Regions from separate parts of the Mus musculus genome. Here all the other regions are linked to region 1. Evidence: chromatin contacts called from ENCODE Hi-C or POLR2A ChIA-PET data. All regions are on one chromosome and are shown on one strand. The core of a region is the stretch at or near the end of the contact, and the rest is flanking DNA. Distances in the headings are between cores, read along the strand shown.

Evidence for each region. A loop is a pair of places that touch in the nucleus more often than their neighbours do. ChIA-PET counts read pairs that join two places held with the same protein, here RNA polymerase II (POLR2A).
Region 2: a map of left cerebral cortex shows a loop between it and region 1 (2.7-fold over the local background). The contact joins the enhancer-like site here to the promoter of Zmiz1 in region 1. A Hi-C loop is called at or near these places in 2 of 37 maps with a recorded cell type or tissue (gastrocnemius and left cerebral cortex). POLR2A ChIA-PET finds 5 or more read pairs at or near these places in 1 of 5 experiments (Patski).
Region 3: a loop to region 1 is called in a map of adrenal gland, with 8 times the contacts of the local background. The contact joins the enhancer-like site here to the promoter of Zmiz1 in region 1. A Hi-C loop is called at or near these places in 1 of 37 maps with a recorded cell type or tissue (adrenal gland). POLR2A ChIA-PET finds 5 or more read pairs at or near these places in 1 of 5 experiments (Patski).

What each region holds. Positions count from the first base shown.
Region 1 is chr14:25,457,682-25,460,704 of GRCm38, forward strand. It overlaps Zmiz1 (zinc finger, MIZ-type containing 1), which reads left to right and starts at 1,504. Exons shown (of 24, transcript NM_001310666.1): 1 at 1,504-1,875.
Region 2 is chr14:25,545,736-25,548,909 of GRCm38, forward strand. All of the region lies in intron 3 of Zmiz1 (zinc finger, MIZ-type containing 1), which reads left to right. Among named protein-coding and RNA genes, the nearest start is that of Mir3075, 13 kb to the left of the region's middle. Within about 2 kb of position 1,563, at least 2 of the 3 ENCODE cell types and tissues checked have a DNase peak (open chromatin) inside an H3K27ac peak, as active enhancers do; they include gastrocnemius, where a contact is called at or near this core.
Region 3 is chr14:25,344,765-25,347,631 of GRCm38, forward strand. All of the region lies in intron 1 of Zmiz1os1 (a long non-coding RNA gene), which reads right to left. Among named protein-coding and RNA genes, the nearest start is that of Gm41113, 33 kb to the right of the region's middle. Within about 2 kb of position 1,392, at least 2 of the 3 ENCODE cell types and tissues checked have a DNase peak (open chromatin) inside an H3K27ac peak, as active enhancers do.

The sequences.
Region 1 (3,023 bases), core at 254-2,753:
CAGTGCAGGGCTCCCCCCGCGGCCCGGCCAGGGCTGCGCCCCCTTGCGCTCTTCCCAACTTGCCTTTGTTATTCCAGCTCCCTTCCTCGCCTCGCCTCCGACACCGTGGCTGCCTGCAAAACGCGGAGCACGGAGTTATCGCCACACCTGGAGTCCCTAGCGGGCTCAGACCCAAGCCTCCCCCGCCTGTCCTGAAGGGGAGCGCGTGCGCGCGCGCGCGCGCGCGCGGGTCCAGCCTAGACGCTTGTTGTCTTTAGGACTACATTACCTCTAATCGAGAGGCGGGTGGGGTTGAGGAAGGGATGTGGAAGAGTAAGGGGAACATGTGTGGTATGTGTACGCGAATGTGAGAGGTAGTGCACGGGGGAATGCCTCGTGTTTTGTTTTGTTTTTAAACGTACCGGGGGTGGTGTACACTATATTTGTGTGTTCAATTGTATGACTCCAGGTGCACGGGCATAACTGGGATGGAAAGTGTGTGTACAAGTGTGTGGAGGGGGTCATGCGTGCTATGAGAAGTATGCGTGCCATGCTGTAAGGTAGGCGCAAACCCGTTTGCCGTTTGTGTAGGAGTTTCTGTGTGAGTGGTAATGGACAAGAGCCAAAGGGAGTGCGCACTTGGATACACTTGGGGGCCGGTCTGTGAGGGGAACCTCCGCAAGTGAGCGCACCTAACTGCTTCGTGAGTGCTCTTCGCCACTGTAGGAGTGGAGCCCAGCCCTGGGCTGTGGGCTTGGTTGGGTTATTTCCACCTCTGCAAAGCGGGAGCGCTCGGCTCTCAGCGCCCCAGGCGCTCCCTACCAGGCACTAAGGCGTCCTTGCTCTTAACTTCAAGTAGTAGTGGGTATTTATGGTTCTCGCTGCACCTCTCGCTCTTTCTCAAGATGTCAATGGAGGCGCACTTTAGTCTCCCCTGCGTCACCGGTGGTAGTGAAGGTTAGGGTCCTCTCACCCTCTCTCACCCTGTTTTAGGAATAATCCCAAAATCTACATGGAAGTTTCGCACACAGTGTCTCATTAGCAATCCAGTCACCCCAATTCAGATAGCTGACAGCACCTGAGGTCTCAGTGCACTCCTGCAGGGGACCAGTAGGAAGCGGGGTACGCCTTCTGGAAGTAATTTTGCTCCTACCAATGTGATCCCTTCCTAGGCACATCAGTCTCTCCGCTCCAAACTTATGGGATGCGGAGAGGGGGGCGTTAAAGAGCAGCGAAGGGAGGCGAGAAGAGGGACGAGAGTGAACGAGCAGCAGAGGAGGGTGAGGGTGGCGCGGTGCCTAACAGGGTTCGGAAAAGAGCTGAGACCTGGGAACGGAGAAGAAAGGGAGGAAAAGAAGGGAAAGGAGAGAGGCGGAAAGGAAAGGAAAAGAGAAAAGGAGAGCGCAGCGAGCGCGCAGATGGAGAGCGAACCAAGGCAAGCAGAGCTGCGCGCCGGAGGCGCGGCACTCCGCTCCCGCCGTGACTCCGTGCCGGCTTTTGCGGGAGGCCGGCGGCGCGGGGCCCTTTGGAAATAGAATAGCCAATGTAATCTGACACTTCAACTTGCTCGGCTCCGGGCGAGTTGATTCACTTACTCACCCCCTAACGCCGAGTTCCTTTTCACTGTCTGTGGACATTAAAAAAGCGAGCGGCGGCGGCGGCGGGCGCCCGGGAGAGCAAGCTGCCGGCCGGGCGAGCAGCGATCCGGCTGCAGAGCAAGCGAGCAGCGCCCGCGCAGCGCGCTGACCCTAGCCCCGGCCGGTGAGGAGCCGGAGCCGGAGTCGGAGCCGAGTGGATTTCCGCGCTCTCGCTGCGCTCCTCCCGGCTCCAGCCTGCCCTACACGGCGGTGGCGGCGGCGCGTCCTCCAGCGGTGGCAGTGGTGCTCGCAGCGCCCGGTAAGTTTGGGGACAGAGCCAAGCGCCCGTTAACACCGAGGCTTCCACCCGCTCCCGGCGGATCATCGGGGTGCGAGCGCCGTGTACTATACTAGGGCTTTCCTCTTAAAGGTTTAGCTCTGGCCGGGCGAAAGAAGCCAGCCGTGCAGGCTCGGCCCGCTGCTCTGGCCGCCGGGGGCGGAGGCTCTGGCCACCAGCGAGCGCCCAGCTTGTGTAGAGCGGCTCCGGATGAGCGCGGGGACCCGGGGTTCTTCGGGTGTACGGGGCGCCGGTGCGGTTGTGCGCTCGGACTCGGTGCCCGCCTCCTGCCGGCGCGCCTCCCAGCCGTCGCTCCGATCAGTCGGGAGCCAGCCGGGATACGGATTCGGAGGAGGGAGGAGAGGACCCGGGAAGGACTGGCTGCTTCTCCCTTGCCTCTTTTGGAAAGATGTGAAGTTGTGCTCCTGTGTGCGTAGGAGAACCTCCGGGAAGGCGCTGGATTCTAGGGTGGCAAGGGTTGGTGGTGTTAAGTTGTGCCTCCGAATTTCTATGGAGAACACACTTTTGTACATGGGAGATGGGGGCGCGGTTAAGTTGTTTTGGGGGGAGAATAGCCCAGGGAAACGCGGCGCGTGGCTGAAGCAGGACACGTTGAAGAGATGTGTCGAGGCTTCTCGTTCGGGCTTCGGAAGCCGAAGGGGCTTTCAGGCCAACGCCTGGCCGGGGCTGCCCCAGTCGGGAGGCGAGCCCAAGGGGAAGATGTGTCTGTGTGTGTGTGCGCGCGCGTTGCAAATACGAAAGTAATTTCCCCGTGTTCTTTCTTCCTCTCTGTCTCCGGCGGCGGTGGCCCCGGGGGAGTGGGAGGCCGACCCGGGAGGAGATTGAGGGGCCGGGCCGGAGCTGAAGCTCGGTCCGGATTGTGGGAGGGAAGCTCAGAAAGCTTGTTTCACATTCCTGGCGTCAGGGCCAGGGAGAAAACAGTGGGGAGCACGGCCTCGGTGTCGCGGTGCAGGCTGCGGGAGCGCGTCGCCCCCTGGCCGGAGACATCTGTCCAGGAAGCTGGCCAGGCGGGGAGAGGGCGCGGTGCAGAGGGCAGGCTCCCCGCCCTGGAGCGGTGGGGGCGCGGGAGAGGGGCGGCCTCCTCTCCCGGCCATTGTGCGCCAGCAGAT
Region 2 (3,174 bases), core at 313-2,812, 88 kb after region 1:
TGTACGCCATCTAACTTAAACTTCCTAGATGTTTGTTTTAACCCTGGCGTGGGGGTACTCGCCTACAGTTCAGAGCATTGCCGGCGCCAAAGGAGGATTACCTCAAGTTTGAAGCTAACTCCGACTGCGCCAAAGGAGGATTACCTCAAGTTTGAAGCTAACTCCGACTAAATAGTAAGACTCTGCTTGGGGAGGGGGGCGGGACTTAACACCAACCACAAATTGTTTGTAAACTAAGGCACTGATGGCTACGCTAAGCACTCCACCCATGGCCACACACCCAGTGGAAGGCAGAGCCAGAATGTGAACTGGCCCCACCTGACTTTCAGGCCTGAGCCCCAGCCTCAACCATGGGCATAGGGAGCCACCTGCATCTTTACAGGGATAGGGCTGGCTCCCTGTTAGTTCCCATAAGACAGGGAGCTGCTTGGAGAGCCACAGCAATGCTATCTGCAAAGCACCTGGGCTCGGCTCATCTTATTTTCTGACTAGTCGGGGTAAGTCCAGGAAGAAAGTGTGTAGAGTAATAAAGAGGGAGGATGGATCCTTGCCATCCAGTGGGAGCTAGCCTTATCCAGGAATACCAAAATGGCCAGCATATCCCATGCTGTCAGCTGTGGCACAGGACACCCAGGTAGGAGCCTTCTTAGCATCCTCTAAGGTAGTCAATGTACCCAGTTTACTGTAGCTGCAGAACCAAAGAGAGTCTTCTGTAGGGCTGCCTGAGACCCACAGCTCCTATGAGAGGCACAGGGAGAAGCCATGCTGAACTGGATAGAACATGAGACATCAGGAAGAAAGCCAAAGCTAGTCCCATAGCTGAGCACTCAGGTAGAGCTCCAGAGAGACTCCTAGGAGGCCTGTCACAGGACAAAGCCCTGTGGGCACACCTTTGTTTGATGGGCAGTGGGGAGCCAGTGAACGTTGAGTTAGTAGAAGAACACAAGGCTATTTCTTCTCAGTTTCCATGGAGGGGATATTCATGTTGGGAACCCCTTCTACAGAATAGTTGCCCTCTTGCAAGCCCAGCCTTTAAAATGGAAGTCTAGTACGGGTGGGGACTAGCATGTTCAAACTGTTCATCAGAGATGGGATGCTAGGGTGGTAAAGAGCTCATTGAACAAGCCAAATGGAGATGTTAAGGGCCAGGGACTCTGAGGATGCAGCCATTGAGTGTCTCCTGCCTTGGGGGGAAACCAAGGCCTGGAGTTGAGAAGTGTTTGTCTAGAAAGGCCCAGAGCCCTTAGAGTAAATGCATAGCTCTGGCCTCTATCCGCCACAGCTCCAGTCTGCACCTGTTCTCCCGAGGGAGATCTCTTCCTGCATGTCTCTGACCTCAAGCCAAAGACGATGCATGAAACCCGGAACAGCTCACCAGGATCAGAGCAAGAGACAGTGAAATCCTTCTTTTACCCCTAGACGTTGAGGCTGCCGCCCTGGCTGGCCCGTTATAAGTGTGCAGTGGTCCACTGGCATTGCTGCCACCCTGGGCCTAGAACAGTTCCACTGGGTTGGAAATTTGCCAGCCTGGGTTGTGGTCTGCAGAGTGCTCCTGGGTGCTCAGCTGCTCGCAGCGTGAAATATGATGGGTACCTGTGGCTGAAGCTGCTGGAGGAGTGACATCCTGAGTCTCCGTGCAGCCCAGCCTGCACACACTGCCTAGCAGGACCTGTGAAATGAAAACATGTGTTTCCTGCTGGAGGCCGACACGGGGCTGGGCTCCATGCGGCCTTGGTAAGCTGGCCCGCTCTCAGGAAGCCCTGCACCACCCCCACCCCACCCCACCCCCCAAAGCAGTGCCACAAAAACAGTGGAAAAGTGAGCCTGCTCCAAGGCTGTTTCCACTGTAAACAGTGGCTCTTCAGCTGGTCCCCAGCCTCCTGAGTCAGGGCCAGACTCCTCCACCCTGCCTGAGAAGTACCTCAGCTGCCCTCCAGCCCGACAGTGGCCCACTCATAGAAGAAGCTCTCTGAGCCTTACTTGCACTTTAGATATAATCTGTCAAGACCCCTTTGTCTTCATGCACAGCCTGTGAAGTGAGAAGGCAAGTTCAGGAAGCACATCGGCACACAGAGAAGGACAGAGCATGACCAGTGTCACACAGTAAAGACAAGGCTGACACAGTCTTCTTCTGGGACTGCGGGTCTCAGAGAAAGATTCTGAGTGGTGTTCACTGTCTGATGCAACCTGGGTTTCTTTGAGTTTGTGCCATAAACTCAGGAAGGCAGCAGCATTTAGTGGGAGCCACATCTTCGTTGCCGATTTTAATAATGTCCTGTTTTCCTTAGTAACGCGTGTTACTTGTGGCCAGCCTGACAGTCACAGAAGTGGAAGGAGAAAAACAGAACTGCCCTGACTCTGCCCAAGGGTTCCTTCTTGCCTTGCACTGGGCTCCCCGCCTCCCCCCCACCCCCTACCCCGCCTTGTCACTTCCTAAGATCCTTTCATCTGTTGATCGTACGTCATGAGCAGATTTTGAGGGTCACTGTTTTTAAAAACCAGGGTTCTTCATGGCCCCAAGGAGAGAATGAGAGTACGTGACAGTTAGTTTTCTCCTGCCCACACTTGCTAGGATGGGTGCTACCAAGGATGCCATGAGGAGGTGCCCACCCTACAAGGAAGCTTCTAGAGAAGGTGGATTTACATGGGCCTGGGAGCTAGGTACCAAGAGGCTCAGTTTTGTAGTTTGACATAGGTTGCCTGTGGTTCACCCTGAAGCCAACTCAGCTGTGCCCAAGCTCTTTCTGTTAACTGCAAACATGACAATGCCTTCCTCCATTCACTTGGTCCAGATGTCAGTATCGAGTGCCTTCTGTATCTGTGTGCAAATGGTTAGGAAAGCCAAAAAAAAATAAAAAAGGCCTCAGGCCCCCACCTTCCCCTCCTGTCACCCGCTATGCCCCAGAAACCCAGCCAGGTCCCTCTTTGGAACCCTCACCAAGTCAGATCTGGAGGCCAGCTGGGCTGTGGGGGCAGCAGAGGTTCCAGGAGGAGCTATCTCCGGTCCCCTCCATCCGCCGACGTCCTTGGTGGCCCTGAGACAGCTTTATGGAGGACAGATTGAGGCTGTCTCCCTCCTGGCAGGTTTATTTCTTCATCTTTCAAACCCTGCTCTGATTTTTTCCACCTTGGCCTTCCCACCCCCACTGGCTGCCTGGCAAGCTTCCTCTCCCT
Region 3 (2,867 bases), core at 142-2,641, 110 kb before region 1:
GCCAGGGCCAAAAAAATGGGAATGGGTGGGTAGGGAAGTGGGGGGGAGGGTATGGGGGACTTTTGGGATAGCATTGGAAATGTAATTGAGGAAAATATGTAATAAAAATATTTAAAAAATATCAGGGAGAAGATTTCATGGATAAAGCATTTCCTGTGTAAGTTTGAGGACCTGCATTTGGCACCCCAGCACCCACATAAAAACCTGGCATGCATAGTGACCTACCTATGATCCCCAGGGCTCTAGATACAGGACAGACTAGCAGGAGCAGACTGAACAGCTCGACTGTCAGGATGAAAAGGCCCAGGTTCAGTGAGCATGCACACCCCATACCTGCACACAGGTGCACCCACACGTGCATGCCGACAAATCATGTACATACAAAAAAAACTTAACTAAATCCTTTTTTTAAAAAAAAAATCAAGTTCTTTTCTACTGTGGATGTGACTGCTTCCCTCCCTCTGAGCCTGCGTCAACGCCATCCCCCCTGCCTGCCCACTGGCCCCATTTCAGGGTCCATCTTAAAAAGCACGTCTCCTCCACAGCAATGCTAACATACCTCCAGAGGAAGCCTAAGTTTGCTGTTCCCTCTCACCAGGAAGAGACAATATACAGACTGTTCAGTGTTTGTTTGCCTGCACTGTCACTAAATAATAAACTGACTAATGGCAGGGCTGAGCTACAGCAGGGCACACCGTAGGTACTTGCTATTTACTCACTGAAGATTTCATTCTAACCCAGTCTTAGTTCGTGGGTCATAGCTACTGCAAACCTGCCCCCAGGCACACAGTCAGTCTACAGTCAGCAGAAGAGCCGGGACCAAGCCTGCCCAGCCCATGAAGAGGCCCCTACCATCCCCTGTCCTATAAGCAGCTCCCCCAAGGAAGAAGTCTAACATAACCAAGGGTCTCTCCTTCCCAACCACCAGCTAATCTGTCCTCAGCCAGTGTGTCTCTGTCCATACTTCTGCTTCCCCAGACCACTGCTGTTTGTATTGTCAAAGGCTTGTCACAAACAGCTGACAAGGGAACCTTGGCCCCAGAACCACTTAACAGAGCTTTGGCTTCTTGGATCTTTGGACTGTAAACACTTCAGCTAGAAGCTGCTCACACACAAGGCCTCAGTTTCCCTCTCCCTGAATAAGAAAATGAGCAACTATTTACTGACTGAACATAGATGTAAAAGGAAGTAGCTAAGTATTCAACTTGCTTATCTGAATCCAGTTTTGGTGTCCTGTACCTCACTCCCCTTTGTAAAGTGAGGGGCCTCCACTCTTACTTTCCAGGCCTGTGGTTGCTTGCAGTACTTAGTCCTAAGCACTGTGAGTACTTAGGAAGGTGAGCTCAGCTCTTCTCACAATCAGTGGCTTGGAGCCATGCCCACCCTTGACACAGGGGAGGACAGAAACACATGATGGATGACGTCAGCCCCTGGCTGGCACTGGCCTCCAGGATGTCATGACACCACAGACCACACACAGGGAAGGCCTTGGGCTCTGGCTGTGATATCTTCAGGCTGCAATGACCTTGGCTACATCATGAAAGCAGAAAAGGAAGAAACAGACCCAGATCAATCTGGCATTGACCCTACTTTTACCCTTCCAGCAACGCAATGGTAATTTACCTGTTTAGTTGTTCCACTTGGCTGTCTCATAGCCAGTCCAAAATCAGTGGGGTCAGGGTCAAATCACCCTTCCCACCCAACCCCACATCTGTCCTGTCCTAATGACTACCTCTCTCCATCAGATCAGAGTCTCACTTTACATGCCTGCCTCTCTCTCTCTCTCTCTCTCTCTCTCTCTCTCTCTCTCTCTCTCTCTCTCCCTCTCCCTCTCTCCCCCCTCCCCCTCCCTCTCCCTCCCCCTCCCCTCTCCCTCTCTCTGTCTCTATCTCTCTGTCTCTCTCTGTCTCTCTCTCTCTCCCTCTCTCTCCTCTCCCCGCCCCGTCCCTCCCTCCCTCCCTCCCTCCTTCTCTGACTGCCTCCATATCTTCTTCTAACAGACCCATCTTCCCACCTTAGAGACATATCTCAGGCCCCTCTCTCCACAGGGCCAAGCTGTAGCCACCTGGAATTGAACTGTACAGAGTCACCTGGCTCCCCTCCAACTTCAACTCACAATCTCCTACTTTCAATTAATTTGGAAAGTAATTGGATCCCATCAATTGTCTGTTTAAAACCCTCTGAAGTCTCCTCATCTGGTTGGAATAAAACTTGAGCCCCTTTCCTGCCTTGCAAAGCCATATGCAATCCTACTGCTGGCCCCGGGCCATCACTCTCCCTCCACTCTGAGCAAAAACAACAGCCTTGAACAAGCCAAGGTCCTTAACTTCTACACACCCTTCCCTGACCTTAGACTCAGATCTCAAGGTTCAGTGTCCCCTCCTGCAATGGTTCAAGTGTGGTTTATATGATAAAACTTTGGTCCTTGAGTGTGCTGGTATGAAGGATGGTAGGCCTTTGAGAGGTGGCATCGAGCAGGAGGGAGGGAGGTCACTGGGGCACTGCCTTGTGGTGGTATTAAGGTAACTCTCCTGGGACCTCACTTCATTCCTGTAAGAGCCAGTTCTCTTTAAAGAACCAGTCCCACTAAAAATAGCTGGCTTCCCGATTTGTCTCATCACTCACACACCCGCCATGATGCCATCTGTGCTGTGATATGGTAAGGGCTCCCTCCAGAGACATCACCAGATTCAGAATTCCAGCCTCTGAAACGAAGCTAAATAAATCTCTCTGTTACTCAGCCTCTGGTGTTTTGTTACAGGAACGGAATGCCTTCTAGGCTATCTCCTTGGAGACACTCTCTGACCACCTTACCTATGAGTCCGTAACCTATCCAGCTCCTTACACAGCCTTCTAAGAGACTGTTT